Regions from separate parts of the Homo sapiens genome. Here region 2 is linked to region 1. Evidence: read pairs that join two places in POLR2A ChIA-PET (ENCODE). Cell type or tissue: Panc1. All regions are shown on one strand.

Region 1 (8,000 bases):
CAAGTAGTCTTTGTGCATAGCCTTGCTTGGGCTTCCTCCTAGCAAGGTGGCTGGGTTTCTAGAACACAGGCAGAAACTACATTGCAGCCCCACCCAGACACAAGAGACACAAGTGGAATGCAAGGGTGCAGGGTCATATTCTCCACCTCTCAGTGGGAGGACTGTCAAAGTCAGTGTGGTATGGAGACACCATCCAGAGATCTTTGGAAAACACATTCTGTCTTAGCTTCGTAATGCTGCTTTACAGTTCTCCTCCTTTGGAATGTCTTTCTTAACCTTCATTTGGGCTTCTCTCTCTCTCTCTCTCTCTCTCTCTCTCTCTCTCTCTCTTTACTGCTTAAATGTCAGTAATCTCCAGGGTGGCTCTGATACAGATCCTTTCTTTGTTCACTCTACGCTCCTCTCCTTGTATTTCATTCAACCCCGCAGCTATAACTTACACCAATATGTAGCTGCAATAAACATGTAACAAGCAGATCTGTACAGCTCAGTCTTCACTCCTGAGAGCCAAATCCAAATATCCACAAGACGTCCCCTTTTGAATATCTTACAGTCACATTAAACTTAGATCATCCAAATGGAATGCAACATGGTGTTTCTTCTGTCTGCCCCTGATAGTCTTCCTGTTCTGCTTATCACAGAGAATACCACAGCTATCTGCTGGCCCCAAACAGAGACTTGTAAGTTATTTTAGATGCCTTCTTTTTATTCCAGCTATCTTTTCAATTAATATCCAAGTCCCATCAATTAATTCTTCTAAATTTCCTTTTAATATATTACATTCTGTCCATTTCCACAGCCACTGCCTACCTGAGGCACATATTATCTCTTACTGGAATCATTGTGCTATTTCTCTCATGAATCCATTTGTCTTTAGACTTGGCCTCTGCTTCCTCCTCCATTCTGCTGCTAGAGGGCACTGTTTATCACAGAGATCTGTTCATGTGACTCTCGCTCCAATCTTGCAGATGATCATCCAAGATTCTCAGGAGTATCCTACAGTCCTTTTGCTTGTCATGTTTAGATGCCAGCCCACATGTTCGCACTTAATGCTCACCAGAACTTCCACTACTGCACGTTAAATCCCAGGCTCAAACAATTATGTATAAATACTTAAAACCATATGTCTTCATGCCTCTGATTTTTTGCACAGGCTATTCCACCTGCCTGGAATCCTTTCCGCCATTGATCTTCCAGGCCTTTGTTTATATTTAGCCTTTAAAAATCTCAGCTTAAGTGCTACCTCTTCTATTAATATTTCCCTAATAACTCACCTTCTCCACCCACACACATGCCCATACCCACCAAAATTAACACACACAAGATCTCTGTAGATTTGTGGACTTAACACTCTGCATTTCCTTTGCATACCTTCCATATAAAGATTCACATCGTGTTATAATAATTGTATCACAGAACTCTCTGTGGGCTGTCCATCTCTTAATGGTGAGGACTGCCTCAGTAATCATCCATTTATTAATTCATTCAACAAATAATGACCAATAACTCCTACTATATGCCGGTTACTGTTGTTGAAACAGACCGCCATGGTAAACAGGACTTCATTGATAGTCTGTCTCCAGCTCATGGTACATGTTCAGAACATCAGCGTTGAATTTTTAAGTCATCTCTGGACTATCATTGGTGCTCAGTAATTGTTGTTAAACAGTTGATGAGAGAAAATTCCCCTTGATGGATCTCAACCGAGGTCATCAGAGAAATCCTTCTGTACATATAGGGCAGGGATTGTGATTTACTAGTTTGCCTAATGCCAGAAAATAAATTTGAGGTTTGCTAGCAAAGTTCCTTGGATTTATCTTGAAGGCTGTGTTGACATCAGTATCCCCCACCCGAAATAGTAATGTAACATGGTGAAAGTACAGGACACTCCAGCAGAAACATGCAGTTTGCTCGCCTAGGGTGCACCAGCTCTTTAGTTTTCGGGTGAACTTAGTCTCAGCACCCTCCGAGTCTACTGGAGACATCTCCTGGCCTCACCACACTGTCCTGATACTCTCTTCTTTTTTTTTTTTTTTTTTTTTTTTTTTTGAGATGGAGTCACGCCCTGGCACCCAGGCTGGAGTGCAGTGGCATGTTCTTGGCTCACTGCAACCTCCACCTCCCAGGTTCAAGCGATTCTCCTGTCTCAGCCTCCCAAGTAACTGGGATTACAGGTGCATGCCACCACACCCAGCTGATTTTTGTATTTTTAGTAGAGACAGGGTTTCACCATGTTGGCCAGGCTGGTCTGGAATGGCTGACCTCAGGTGATCTGCCCACCTCGGCCTCCCAAAGCGCTGGGATTACAGGCCTGAGTCACCACCCCTGGCCTCTGATAGTCTTCTTATTGTGAATTGTAGGGATAGCTTTCATTTGTTTGTGGTTCTGTAAACCCCACCCCAGATTTCAAAGCCACCTATAGCTAGCTGTTCCTCAGATTCAACAGTCATTGCCCACAGGGCAGTCATTGGCTAAGAAACCTCTGGAGGAAAATCACACTTGAGGCAAATAACATTCTCTCACTATTAGCAGCTTTGATCTTTTTTAAAACCTCATTTTCTTTTTCCAGCCCCCATTGCATTGTAGACATTTTTATAATGAGCATAAATGTTCATTTAATTTTATTTGGCATATGCTGCTTTGAAAGTGCCACATCAACATGGAGCATCACTCCTTCAGTAACTAAATTCTTCTAACAGCTTTAAAGGAATGACCTTGGGTGTGACCAGTGGGTCTTCAGAGCATGGCTGCGTTTTGATTAGCTAAATTTTCTGTTAGCCCAGTGAGTCCACACACCAATTAGTGGAGCATAATCACAAGCCTGAAGGTTTCAGGAGTTTTCTCACAGGGAAGTAACATTGATACTTTTCTTAATATATTATTATTTTTAAGTAAATATCTGACAGTGTCTAGGTAATCAATTCTGTGCCCACAAAAGCTCAGTGTGCCTCCGAAAGAGTTCAATATATACAAGTATATGCATATACGTATATGTTTTTCACAATTCAGATGCAAATACACAGAAACATTTGTTCATCTTCAAATCATTTTAATAGATGATTGGGTTCCTTGTCCACCCACTGCCCAATGACTGTGGGAGAACCTTCTTTCATTTACAGAACCCCAGTCTGTAAGAATAGATATCTAAAAATACAGAAGTCTGATGCCCAGAAATTGTCCTTGAAGCTTGATTCCAAAGCACAATATGTGCAGCCCAAAGCATGACCAGACAGTAAGCTTTCACATCATACATGGGTCAAGCACAGACATATTCTTCTTTTAGATTTGGAATAAGGGTTAATTGCATCATCTAGGAAGCGTTCAGGAATATAGCCTTGTGAATTCTCACAGTTATGAGTACTATCAAAAATTGACTTCACACATGATAAAAAGAACAAGAAATCTTGGAATGCTTTCAATCTCAAAAAAAGTATTGTGATATTAATAACATAGATAAAATTTATTTTTATTAATTTCTGCTTCCAAACTTTCAACCTGTGAGCTTTAAGCCCACATCTTATCATATTGTTATGTTTCATTGCCAAAAGCAACTACGTATTGATATTTCAGAAATGCTGCCAGGCCTTTATGTAACTAGTTGCTATTTTACCTCAAAAAATAAATAATGCTTCCTGTTTTTACTTTTACTTATCTGGAATAAGTAGCTATTGACATCTGCTGAAGTCAGTATAAAGATTTATTTACCTGAGTGTAGATATTGACCAATAGGGAGCCTGGCTCAATGTTTACATTGAAGGACAATAAATTGCCGTATTGACTGGGCTGAGACATCAATATTTGCATTGTTGTAAACATTTTTAAAAATCTTCATGAAATATTCCTCAGAAATTCTCTTGTCACCAGAGCAGCTGAGCTAGAGCTCTTTAGGGAATAGCTTGTGTCTGGAAGCCAGTGGGTAACTTGAAATAGCTATAAATTGTTCTGGTTTCCAAGTTTACACAAAGACACATTTTTTATTGTGATGTATAATGCTGATCATTAGGAGCTTTCAGATGACAGTCCCAGCCCCCTCCTCAAATAGCAGATTTTTGTCTACAACAACTCTGAACAGAAATACGCTCCCCGAGTAGCTTGTGTCTTGAAAAGCTCATGTTTTCCAAAAAATATCTCATTGCCCAAACAGTGAAACATCATTAATTCCAACCAGATTAATTAATTAAAAATGTGGGATGTTTCAACTCAGTTGGAATAAGTTTTTCCTTTGTGTCAAGAGTAGAAAGAGGAAGATGATTTAGAAAACATTAGGACAGGTAAAGTGATAAATTGAATATTTAGCCTGTTTAAGAGAGAAACATAATCTACACAAAATCTTCTTACAATCTATGAATGCCTATTAATAGGCATTAACTTAACTTCTTAACTCCAAGTGATATGTGTGTTTATATAATATATGCCATTTTAATTAAGCTTTGTAATAGATACAGGTTAAACAACTTTATCAACATGTGTTCATATAATTTAATGTACTTGGAAGAAATGAAACGGGAAATTCCTTTATTCCTTTTTTTTTTTTTTTTTTTTTTTTTATTTGAGACAGAGTCTCGCTCTGTCTCCATGCCAAAGTGCAGTGGCATGATTTTGGCTCACTGCAACCTTCGCCTCCTGGGTTCAAGCGATTCTCCTGCCTCAGCCTCCTGAGTAGCTGGGACTACAGGCACGTGCCACCATGCCCACCTAATTTTTGTATTTTTAGTAGAGATAGGGTTTCACCATGTTGGCCAGGATGGTCTCAATCTCTTAACATCGTGATCCACCTGCCTCAGCCTCCTAAAGTGCTGGGATTATAGGCATGAGCCACCGCTCCGGGTCAACAGGGGCAATTTCTGTCATATGGTGTAAAAGCTAAACATCTGGCAAATTCTTAATTTTTTCCAAGTTGGTAAAATCATAACCTACTTTAGCCAGCCCAATAGTTCTAAGGGAGTGGCTCAAGATAATTAGCACCACCTCTTGGAGAAGCACAGATTCATTGTTCTAGTGCAGGGTTTGGTGCCTCATCGTCTTTGTCAAGTAAGACAATTAGGACAGCGATCAGAGATCAAGGAGCTCGGGATGATGTGCAAAATGTGATGCCTATTTATGCTTGAATAACAATTTGGATGAAAAAATTGGCATCTTAAAAAAATATTTGCATCATGGTTATATTCCTAAATGATGAATGAAAGAAAAGAAGCATCCAGTTCTCTCTGCAGTTGCTTCCACCTCTAGGCGGTACTTCATAGCACCCTGTTCTAAGTTAGGCTCAGGGACTGAGAATGCTTTTAGCGAAGAGGGATAGGAGGGGAGGCTAAGATGGGCAAGTCTGAAATGTGCCCTCCTGTTCAATGGGGGGCTTTAGAGGGAAAGTGGAAATGTCCTACCAGTAACCGTGTCTGCAGAGGAGACACTAAGCTCTTGCCCAGGCCCCATGGGAGTGCCTGTGCTGTCATCACCCCAGGGGCTCTATCTCAGTGATTCCCTCCATCCCGCCCTTTTCCTGGCCTCCTCTCCTCCTCTTGGGCTTCTCCCTCTCCCTTCCTTCCTCCCTCTGAGGCAATGCCCAGTGCTTGTAGAAAGCCCCACCACTTCCAAAGGACTGTCCCAGCCCCTGGGGCCTCAGCCCCAGGATCCCTAGAGGATGATTTTGTGGGGATTAAAATGAAATGAGGTATGGGAAAGAGCTGGCGCACAGCAAACCCTCCAAGGTGAGCCCCCTCCCTATTCTGGGCTTTCCCCTGGACACCCACTCTACTGGTTGCTAGCGCTGAGGTAACAAAGTACCACAGCCTGGAGGGCTTCAACAACAGCAATGCATTGTCTTACAAATTTGGAGGCCAGAAGTCTGAGCTAAAACAGTCGGCCTGGTTGATTTCTGGGAGGGCCTCTCTCCTTGGCATGTAGAAGGTCGCCTTCTCCCTGTGTTTTCACATGTCTTCCCTCTGCATCTCTGTGTCCTGATCTCTTCTCCTAAGGACACCAGTCCCATTAGATTGGGTCTCCCCCAGTGACCTCAGTTTAACTGCATGACCTACTTAGGGACCCTGCTTCCAAATGCCCTCACACTGCGATACTGGGACCCTGCTTCCAAATGCCCCCACACTGTGATACTGGGACCCTGCTTCCAAATGCCCTCACACTGTGATACTGGGACCCTGCTTCCAAATGCCCTCACACTGTGATACTGGCGGTTGGGACTTCAACTTACGGATTTGGGGTGGGAGCATAAATCAGCCCATAACAACTGGTCAGTCCCTCTCCTCTGCCTCCTCCAACTGTCACATTGTAAACCCCACCTGACTCTTCCCCGACAGTGGCCTTGGGGAGAAGGCGGGGCCGGCCAGGGTTTCTACTCCTGCCTCATGGAGACCCGCCTCAGATGCCCAGCACTGCGACTGCTGCACAGCCACGAGGCTGAGCCGCTGCGGATGCATGCGTGACTTAGGAATGTGTGCTGGTGTGTTTGCCACAGCAACAGGATGAGGAAAGCACAGCTCCAAGAGAGGTGGGAGCTCATCCACCTGGGGAAGCATGAGCAGGAGCAGGAAGGGTCACTCTGGGACTGTGCTCATGGGACCCTGAGATGCAGCAGAAAGAGCAGTGTGAGGAGCAAAGTGACGCTGCCTGCAGGTGCTGTCCACTCAGACCTTCCCAGCCTAGGCTTCCCTGCTACCCACGTCTTCCCACCTGGACTCCCCCTCTCTCAAGGGGCATCCTCAGTAGTGCTCTCTCAGCCCATCTGCCCCTCAGAGGCCTGGACCCCTGCCTTGCCCTCTGTGGCTTCACATTAACATTGACTGGGAGCCATCCTACCTGGTTCTCATGCCCACCAGCCTTCCTCTCCACCCTGTGGTCACAGGACTATGGGCAGCCTCTGCTCTGAGCTCCCTTTGTACCTCTCTCTTCTCACCTTTTTGTTGTTGTTAATTGTCATGCACATCTTGAAGAAGGAGGAATGAAATGCTCCCAGCTCTGACCAACTCTGTTTTTCTAAGTGTCCTCCTTCGTGGACCTGACTGAGATGGCACTGCTACTCTCACTGTCACAGCCACCCCTCGACAGCCTGAGGCACACTCCCTGCTGTTCAGGAGCACCCAGATTGGGGCATCGGTGCACCTGGACTTGCTATGTCTCGGGCACCACCCATTACACTTATCACTTTTTCTCCATGAGTTATATTCACAGCGGTTCCCCAGGCATCAAATTGGCAATATGAGTTTAGCTCTTAGGACCAAAGGACACACAAGAGATCATTTATTCTTTGCATCACTCCCCTTTTCTCAGGTAGGACATCAATCTTCCCCGACTCTGCTCTGGCCATATTTACTGCCAGTCGCTGTCCCTTAGACTGTCTGCCTCTCCTAGCCTTGACAGATGAGTCTCACTCCACCAGGATCTTTACAATTCAAGGCACAGTCCAGCCTCTTGTAGATGGGAATCTTGCTAATGTAGCCACTCTAGCTTATCCTGGCTGCATCATGAGAAAAATGGAGTTCAGCTCAGGACTGGCTTCCTCGGTTTGCAGAGTCAGTGGGCACCTGCAAACTAAGAGCTTCCATCTGCAAGGAAGACCTATCACCCCAAGCACTTGGCTTGGCTGCTGGCTGACATTTGATCATCAGTACCTTTAGTTTGAGTCTCTGGTTTCTGTGAAATAATAACTTCTAATATCCACACAGTGGAGTACAATTTACAGAATGCATCCATATATTTAAAATATTTAAACTGATCTATAAACTTCACAGTCGATATTATATCCCCCTCATTTTATCAGGAACATAAAATAAGAGACTCATTCAAGCTAAAACATAAACGAGTCTGGCCTATGGCAGTGCAGGCTATTTCTGTCTGTTACAGCAGGCTGCCACTCTGCACTTCATCTCAGGAGAACAGTTTAAAAATAGTAGTTCTTTTCAAATGGGATTGTGTTTCTGGCCCTTTCTTGGAAGAGGACCTGAATGAAGGATTGAAAGATTCAAAGGAAGGAGATTTAGGAGTAACAC
Region 2 (8,000 bases), 130 kb after region 1:
TTTATAAGCAATCTGTCAGTTATAAGTACTGCTATTATTAACAGTATTATTTACTCTGCAGCTATAGAGCTCACTGGGAGAAGTGGGAGGGAGAAAGGAAAGTGAGAACATGGGGGGCTGTGCATTTTAAATGGAGGCCTGAATTGGGATGGTAGTAACGGGAAGCCAAGCTTTCAAGTACTTAGTGAAAACTAGAAAACACTCCTAACAAATGAATGGATCCCGAACTGTACACCTGATGTACACCTGCTGTGGTATACAGCCTGCCTCACCTCTTCATTCCCAGGGCAGTTAACAGAGAATGGTGTGCACTGTTTGTATTTCCCTTTCTTCCTCCCAGAAGCACAAACTGCATGTCTCCCGGTGACTTGGACTGCACTGACACCAGTTGGATTTTACCCAGCAGACCAGATGCAGGTGGGAGATTCCCCATCCGCACCCCTCCCTGTGTGCTTGTGGTTCATAAGCCAAGCCGACACTGCAGGGAGGTACTCTTGTGGTAGGTGGTCACATGGAGAGCTGGGGCTGTGGGCAGTGCCTTCTCCTTGCCATCTGAACATTGGGTCATCCTGAGGAGAGATAGACCCCAAACCCTCGGATGCATGACAGACCCTTGACTCCAAGGAGCAGACCCCACTGGATAAGGGAGAGACGCCCAACCCTGCCCAGTAGGACACTACTTCCACTTGGCTCTGTTCTGCTTCCCTGGCAGATTTGCAGGGCTGGGCATTGGCTACAAGAGCTCTCGCATTCCCAGTCTGCTTCATTCTTGGCTTCCTATTGGGTGATCCATGATGGAGTCCCGCAAAAACAAAAACCAAGAAAAAGCCAAACTTTACCCTATCACCATCATTACCAACAAAATTTCACTATTTGAAGTATTCTAGGCTTAAGTTCACACCAAAAAAAGAAACTCGCTTTTCCCCTCCTCCCCACCTCACTTCATAGGACATCAAGCCCTTCTAGAGAAGAGGCATACCTTAGAAGAAACACTATTGAAAGGCCATGTTTGTTTGTTTATGTAGGTCTTCTAAAACAAGCTGCCATCTTTAATACTCATTTCTCAATCTCAGTCCAAAAACACTTTCTCTAAGTAAAATGAATGAGGAAATTCAGTTTCCATTTTACTTTTAGTTTAGTTTAGCCAAGGAGTTTGACAAAAATCGCTTAAAAAAATCTTTTAAGGAATGCATTAAGGCTAAAAAAGCCCAAACCCACCATGAGAAAGCACATCACAGAAGGCCCTATATGTCCTTATTCTTTATTTTTTTATGTTTATTTTTGAGACAGGGTCTCATTCTGTCACCCATGATGGAGTGCAGTGGCCCAGTCCTAGCTCACCGCAGCTTCTGACTCCTGGGCTCAAGTGATCCTCCTGCCTCAACCTTCTGAGTAGTCAGGAACACAGGGGTGTTAGTTTTTAATTTTTTGTAGAGATGGGGTCTCACTATGTTGCCTAGACTGGTCTTGAACTCCTGGCCCCGAGCAATCCTCCTGCCTTAGCCTCCCAAATAGCTGGAATTACAAGTGTAAGCCATGCCACCCGGCTTCATTCCATTTTTTAAACAATTATATCTCCCCATTGAGAATGTGAAAAATGAGATATGTGGCAGGGCTAGGGAAACAAAGGGTTAAGTACCTTCTTCTTCAACAGTGTGCTCTGGGGATGAGAAGAACCCTGGTCAATAAACAGATATATTGACTTGTTATTATTTAAAGTTGTTTAACCAGGTAGAGATAAACGAAAGCTTTCAGCAGCTGAACTATCACACAAATCACAATTAAGGTGGCATATGTGTTTGGAAGACGTAAAATCAATTCCCGTGAAGATAATGTTTTAGTCTCTATTTGAACTTGAAAACAGAAGTAAATTTTCAGTAGCAACAGCTGGTCTTGTTCCATCCAGGAGGCTCTCTATTAACTGTATAAGAAGGGCCTTTATTACCTCTTCTAATGGTTTTCCTCTATGGTTTTGTCTTCATCAAAAAGGCCCAGTTGATTGTTGTGTTGCTGTTTACTGATGTGGCACAGAGGACGGCAGCTGGGCGCCCACCCACCCCGGTGTTGGGCCCTCCCTCCCCTGAGTGCTGTTTATTGTTTATGGAGGGAGAACAATGGATCCTGGGAACAACTGGTCAGGCTGGGTAGGGGAGGGAGGGGAACTTGCCCTCTTTCTCAGCTTTGCTCCTCCAGGTAGCCTTCCCTGAGCTGCACTGGTGGGGAGGTGTGTGTTTAGGCAAAGGAGGGCATTTGAGCAAAGTAGTCTTTGTGATGTAATCACCCCCCCCAAGTTTCCAGCAGTGGGAGTGACCTCTAAAGACTACTCACCATTTCAGGTTTTAGTCATGCAAATTTGTGCGTGTGTGTGTGTGTGTGGTGTGTGTCACACGTGTGTGTTGTCCTTCCAATTCTATCCTATACTCCCAGAGGCAGGGACCACATTTTATGCCACTCCATTCTTTACCAGGCTGAGTGTGGTGCTGGCACAAAGCAGATGCTCAGGGAAAGGAGGCTGTGGCACTGGGAATCCACTGGATATAAGCCACCTCCTGGTTGAGTTAGTCGTGCAGTCTCTCTCTCTTTCTTTCTTTCTTTCTCTCTTTCTCTCTTTCTCTCTCTCTGTCTCTCTTTCTTTCTCTCTCTCTCTCTCTTTCTTTCTTTCTTTCTGACAGAGTTTTGCTGTCACCCAGCTTGGAGTGCAGTAGTGCAATCTCGGCTCACTGCAACCTCCGCCTCCTGGGTTCAAGTGATTCTCCAGCCTCAGCCTCCCGAGTAGCTGGGACTACTGCAGGTGCCTGCCACCATTCCTGGCTAATTTTTATATTTTTGGTAGAGACAGGGTTTCACCACATTGGCCAGGCTGGTCTCGAACTCCTGACCTCAAATGATCCCCCCACTCGGCCTCCCAAAGTGCTGAGATTACAGGTGTGAGCCACCACACTCAGCCCTGTGTAGTCTTTCTTAGGTGAGGTACAAGGGTGCAGTGTAAGCTGGTGGGAACTAGGTCAGGTTTCCCTTTTGGGGGTCGCAGGGCTTGTTGGGGAAGAGGAAATGTACACTGATGAGGTGGGAACTTGACTGCCCCAGAGCAGGAGGGAAGGTGCAAGGACAGAATTTCTTGCTTGGGAACAGAGGCTGGCCAGGAGAGGAAAGGGGACCAGGAATACATGAGTAGCCAGGGAACCCGGACAGCAGCTCTCATCTGCCTCTAACTAGGTGTCAGACCAGGACAAAGCATTGGCCTCTGTGTGGCAGGTGCTTTGCCTGAAAAATATGAGCAGTGAAACCCAAGCTTCTTGCAAACACGACTGGTTATAAAAATATAAGATTAGTATCACTATTCCAGAGGAAACAACAAACAAATGAACAAACAAAAGCACGATGAAAAGAAATTACTTGCTCTACTCAGGCCACTTCCTTTCAGACAAAATAAGTAGACAAATACCATCGATCCTCCCTTCTCAATATCTTTCATGTCTGTATGATCCCTCCCAGCCTTGGCCACCTCCTACATCAGATGCTCATGACCACAAACACGGGCCACACATAGCTCCCCCGCCTCCCCTTCCCTGCCTACTGGGGCTAGCTTCCCCCTTTCGCTCTATCCAGTACATCTCTGCAAGGCCTCAGCTCAAAGGACCATTTTGATTATGTTCTTCCTCAGCTCAAAAGCCATGGATTCGTTCATTCCGTGGATACCGATGCCCACCCTGTGCCAGGCACTGTCGTAGATATTGAGAAAACAGCAAACATACAAACTACCTCCTGCTATTGTGCTCATTGTCATGGAGGGTGACAGGAAAAATGAGACAGATAGAAAGGTAGAGAGATAAAGAGATGGGTGGGTAGATGATTTTAAGTAGACCTATATATTTATATTTAGAATCCATATAAGTGGAGTCATATTTAACTGAATCAAGTCAATATTTTACAGTTCATAATCTCTCTTCCCAGGCTGTGATTTTTGTCAGCCCCTGTTGTTTGTCCCAACTAAAAGAAAAAAGCAAAGATTTCTTCTTACTCGTATGATACTCCATTGTGAACTTTGAGTCTAAAATTAATTCTCTTATCTCCTCAGTTCTCTTTAGGACTGCAAGATTCTTTTGTCTGTTGCTTCCCTGAGGCTCTGAGACCCATCCTTGAGTTAAGGTCAGTCTCAGGTGAGCCTATAGCCCCAGTGGTTCATTCCCCAGTGGGAAGGTGGACAGGGTCAGTGCTGAAGAGCACAGTCATTTTCTGCACCTGGCCTTTGAATCCAGCCAGGAGATTGCCTAGAAAGTTGATGTTGTTTTCTTTCAAGATATAGGAACCCCTGCCCTCCTTTCTTCCAAGAGATGGAAACTCTTTTCTTCCAAGAGACAGACACCCTTCCCACTTTGTGAGCTTTCTGGAAGCTCACAAATAAGGCAGTCATGCAAGAGCCTGAAGTGACTTTCTCTTGTGTTCGTTAAAGAAATCCCAGTGTTTTTTGGAACACGGGGTGAACCCTGAAGCATGGAGACAACCTGGCGTGTAACTGGAAAGGGCACGTAGTTGGAAATTTGATGGACTTGCCTTGGAACCCCACCCCTGCTAGTCTTCAACAGTGGGCCTTGGAGCTTCAGTGGGGATAACACATTATTCCCAAGATTGCTTTGAATATTATATGAACTAGGACACATGACAGCCTGAACTTCTCACGTGATTTCCATAAATACACAAATGTTAACAGCTTTCCATCCTTGCTCAGCTCCCTCACCAGCCTCTGCTCCCTGCACATGTATCACTATTGTCCTGAGGTTGCTGTACAGGAACAGGAGTGGGTCTGCAGAGAGAGAAGATTCACCTGCAGACTCCCCGTGCACTACAACAAAACTCATCTTCACAAGGCAGAATTCTTCGCCTGCATGGTGCCTTTCACTTCTTGTCTCACTCTCTTCCTTAGCAGTTTCAAATTTCTTAAGGTAGGAAATAACTAAGAGGAGGAATGGGGTAGGTTGAAAAGTGCTGAAGCTGCCCATGGAACAGAGGTGAGTAGAGGAAAGAGCCAGGCAGGGACAATGGGGAGTTTTGAGACAAACTCAACTAGAAATTTACACCAAAGTGGAAACATCCCAGCAAGCAGACTGACTCAGCACTGGGGCCACCATCACACAAGGTGGGTAATAGGAAACAGAGAGAAATCACAAATGGGGCTGTCCACACTGCCATGGCACTGAAACTGAGCCTCTGTGTGCCTCAAGAGGAGAATTGGCAGCTTTGTGTCTGAGGACTTCCAGTGAGTCCTTGTATGGTCCTAGCTGATTCAACTATGCAGTGACTATTTCTCTAATAAGCTGATTCCCCCGAGACCTTTAGTGACAAAGAGACAGAAACTGAAGTGGTTTGGTCTTGTAACCAGAGCAACCATCCTTGCAAATCCACCACACAGGAAACAAGATTGAGAGCAAAAGAGATAGGCTTCATGGGCAGAGCCCCAGGCTGCCTATGTTCTCAGGTATACAGGTGCTTTCCCAGAAAGCACCTGTACACCTTCAGGGTCTGGGCAGCAGAGAACTTACAGGCATCCTCTATGCATTTGTACCTGGTTCGCTTATGCTCAAATGGCTGCAGAGAATGGAGGAAAGGAAATTGGATATGATTAAGCATTTAGAAGCTGGGCACCTTGTTAGGCACACTACATATTTTATTTCATGGAATCCCAACCATAAATCTGGTAATGTGATATGTAATTGAAACCAGCCCTTACACGATGCCTTCTAGACAATCATAAGTGGTAGGTGTGGGGTGGCTTGAAAGAGGCAGAAGACTGTGAAGAGAATGAGGAAAGAAGTTACTGATTGTCTACCACTGAATGCCAAGCATCTACAGGCAAGAAGCTGTGCAGGGATTTTCCTATTACTCTTTCTCTTATACACCTCATAGCAATGTCACAGGGTAGTTCTCTCCCAGCTCTATGTGGTAGATGAGTAGACTGAAACTGTAGGAGATTATTTCATAAGCTTATAGGAACACAGCCAGTACGTGGCAGAATCAGAATTTCAACTTGGTTCTCCCTGACCTGAAAGACTGTGCTGTCTTGCCTCCTGAGCAACACAAATAGACCCAATTCACATGGCTCTGTACTGGATGTGAGCTGACAGGGCCACCTGGATGCAGTCAGACACTGTGGCTTCCTACTGAGATTCAGCCTCCTCTAGTTTTAGGAGAACCTCTCTGGGATCATTGAAAAAAAAAAAGGAACAAGCTTAATGTATATTTCAATCCTTAAGTCATTCAAATGAAATGCATCACTCTTAATCAGAGGTAAGCTCTCTGATGAGGTTTGAAAGCTTAAAAACCTTTCTGGAATTTGTTAGCAAGCAAGTGAGCATCAAACTATGTGATGAAAATACAAAGAGAACTTGCATCACTGTAATATTACAGGCAAATTGGGAGAAAACTCCACCCTCATTCGAAGACGCTCAGTGGTCAGCTATTCTCACAGAACCCAGTGAATAATGGCTTGGCCCTTTGTATGAGGCCCAGGAAGAGCCAAACTTCATCTAGGCAGTGGGACAGCTGTGCCAGTTTCCCCCTTCCCCATTTAAAGCATCTGTTACTTCTTTACTGCCTAATCAGAGAACTGCTCTCTACTCTTCTATCACAACAAGCAGTTAAAAAAAAAGAAAAGAGAAAACCAGTACCTTTTTAAGACAAAATCAGGATACAGAGGAAATGGAGGATGATAAATGAATTGCAGATGGATGATCCAAGAAGCCAGAGTTCCTCTGGAATTAAAGTGAGAGGCAGAGAAAGGAAATCAGGCATCCCTTGTGCATGGCAGTGGATATAATTAGATGACTTAGGAAAATGCTGATGGTGCTTAAATGTCTCCACCTGGAGGTTCTACAGATACTTAAAACTGGATATATCAAAAATTGGATGGAACCTCATCATTCTTTTAAGTTTTGAGAATCGTAGGATGGTACCATCTTCCGTCCAGTTGGCTGAATTTGAAACCTTGTGTATTCCCCATATTCTACATCCTCCATCACCCCATACCTCCAGGCCCTCCCATCAAAACTACCCCTGAAAAATCATCCCAACTTGCCTGTTTTTTCTAATTCCTTCTTACCATTTCTCACCTGAATTATTTCAATGACTCCTAACATGTTTTCCCCTTGCCAGTGTGACCGATGCCCAGTTAGTCCCTGTTGCTGCCTGGCTGATCTTTCTACACTGCAAGACCAATTTAGCCGCTCTTTTTATTAAATCCTTCAACATCTTCCTTATTTTTTTCAGGACAAGTCCCAGTATATCAGCATTCCCCATAGAGGTTTTTAGGGTCTAGACCTCGTCTCCTGCCATGCACCTCTGCCTGCACCCCTCATGGGGTAATCTATACTTACAGTTTCCTGACCATGCTGTGCTTCTCTCGTGCCTCTATGTGCTCTTTGACGATGTCCCTCTGTCCACAGTCACTTGCTCCTCTCCCTCTCCCTTTCCCTGGCTAGGTCCTTCCGCTTCCTGAAGGCTCAGGTGAGACCTCTCATCTTCTGGAAGAGTGCCTTCAGCCCTCCTGTCTGGGTTAAGTGGCTTCTACTGGGCTCCTCAAGCCCTTGATTAAAAACTACCATGTGCTGTGCTGTGAAATCTGGGCTAGGACTTTCTGGAAGATATACACTCTGTCTCTCAATTTGAATCCTCAGTACCTGTCATAACTTGGCTATCTGATACCTGTTTCTTAGATTAAAAATTTAGTTCTACTCTATTGCTTCAACACTCCTTTGGAATTCTACCAAAACCTTATTGATGCCTTTCCAACCTTGTGTTCTTGAATAATCCAAGACTCAGAAATGTGTTTCTCCTCTTTGAATTTCAACAAAGAAATTACATATAAATTACAATTTTTAATTTTTTCAATGAAGTTGAATTTTCAACACATTTGAATTATATCTTCAAACAACTCAGGAAAGTGAGGACATAAAAGAAGGCTGAGAGAAGAACAAGAGAAAAAAAACACAAATGTTTACTTTGCA

Evidence for each region. ChIA-PET counts read pairs that join two places held together with the same protein. Peaks named below come from ENCODE experiments on the same cell type or tissue, not always from the same donor. Only the 100,000 strongest peaks of a DNase experiment are listed, where the experiment ranks them.
Region 2: POLR2A ChIA-PET joins it to region 1 with 11 read pairs; 2 of 35 experiments call an interaction of 5 or more read pairs at or near these places.

The regions. Positions count from the first base shown.
Region 1 is chr11:132,278,455-132,286,454 of GRCh38, forward strand. The region is part of intron 4 of NTM (neurotrimin); the gene reads left to right. NTM-IT (NTM intronic transcript) reads left to right here and starts at 5,848. Exons shown (of 3, transcript NR_046820.1): 1 at 5,848-5,904; 2 at 6,312-6,627. RefSeq lists enhancers at 5,854-6,423, 6,424-6,992. In Panc1, CTCF peaks have their summits at 925 and 1,128; a DNase peak (open chromatin) is centred at 914; H3K27me3 peaks cover 394 bases.
Region 2 is chr11:132,403,744-132,411,743 of GRCh38, forward strand. No RefSeq gene overlaps it. Among named protein-coding and RNA genes, the nearest start is that of NTM-IT, 120 kb to the left of the region's middle. In Panc1, no CTCF peak of the experiment used is centred here; no DNase peak of the experiment used is centred here.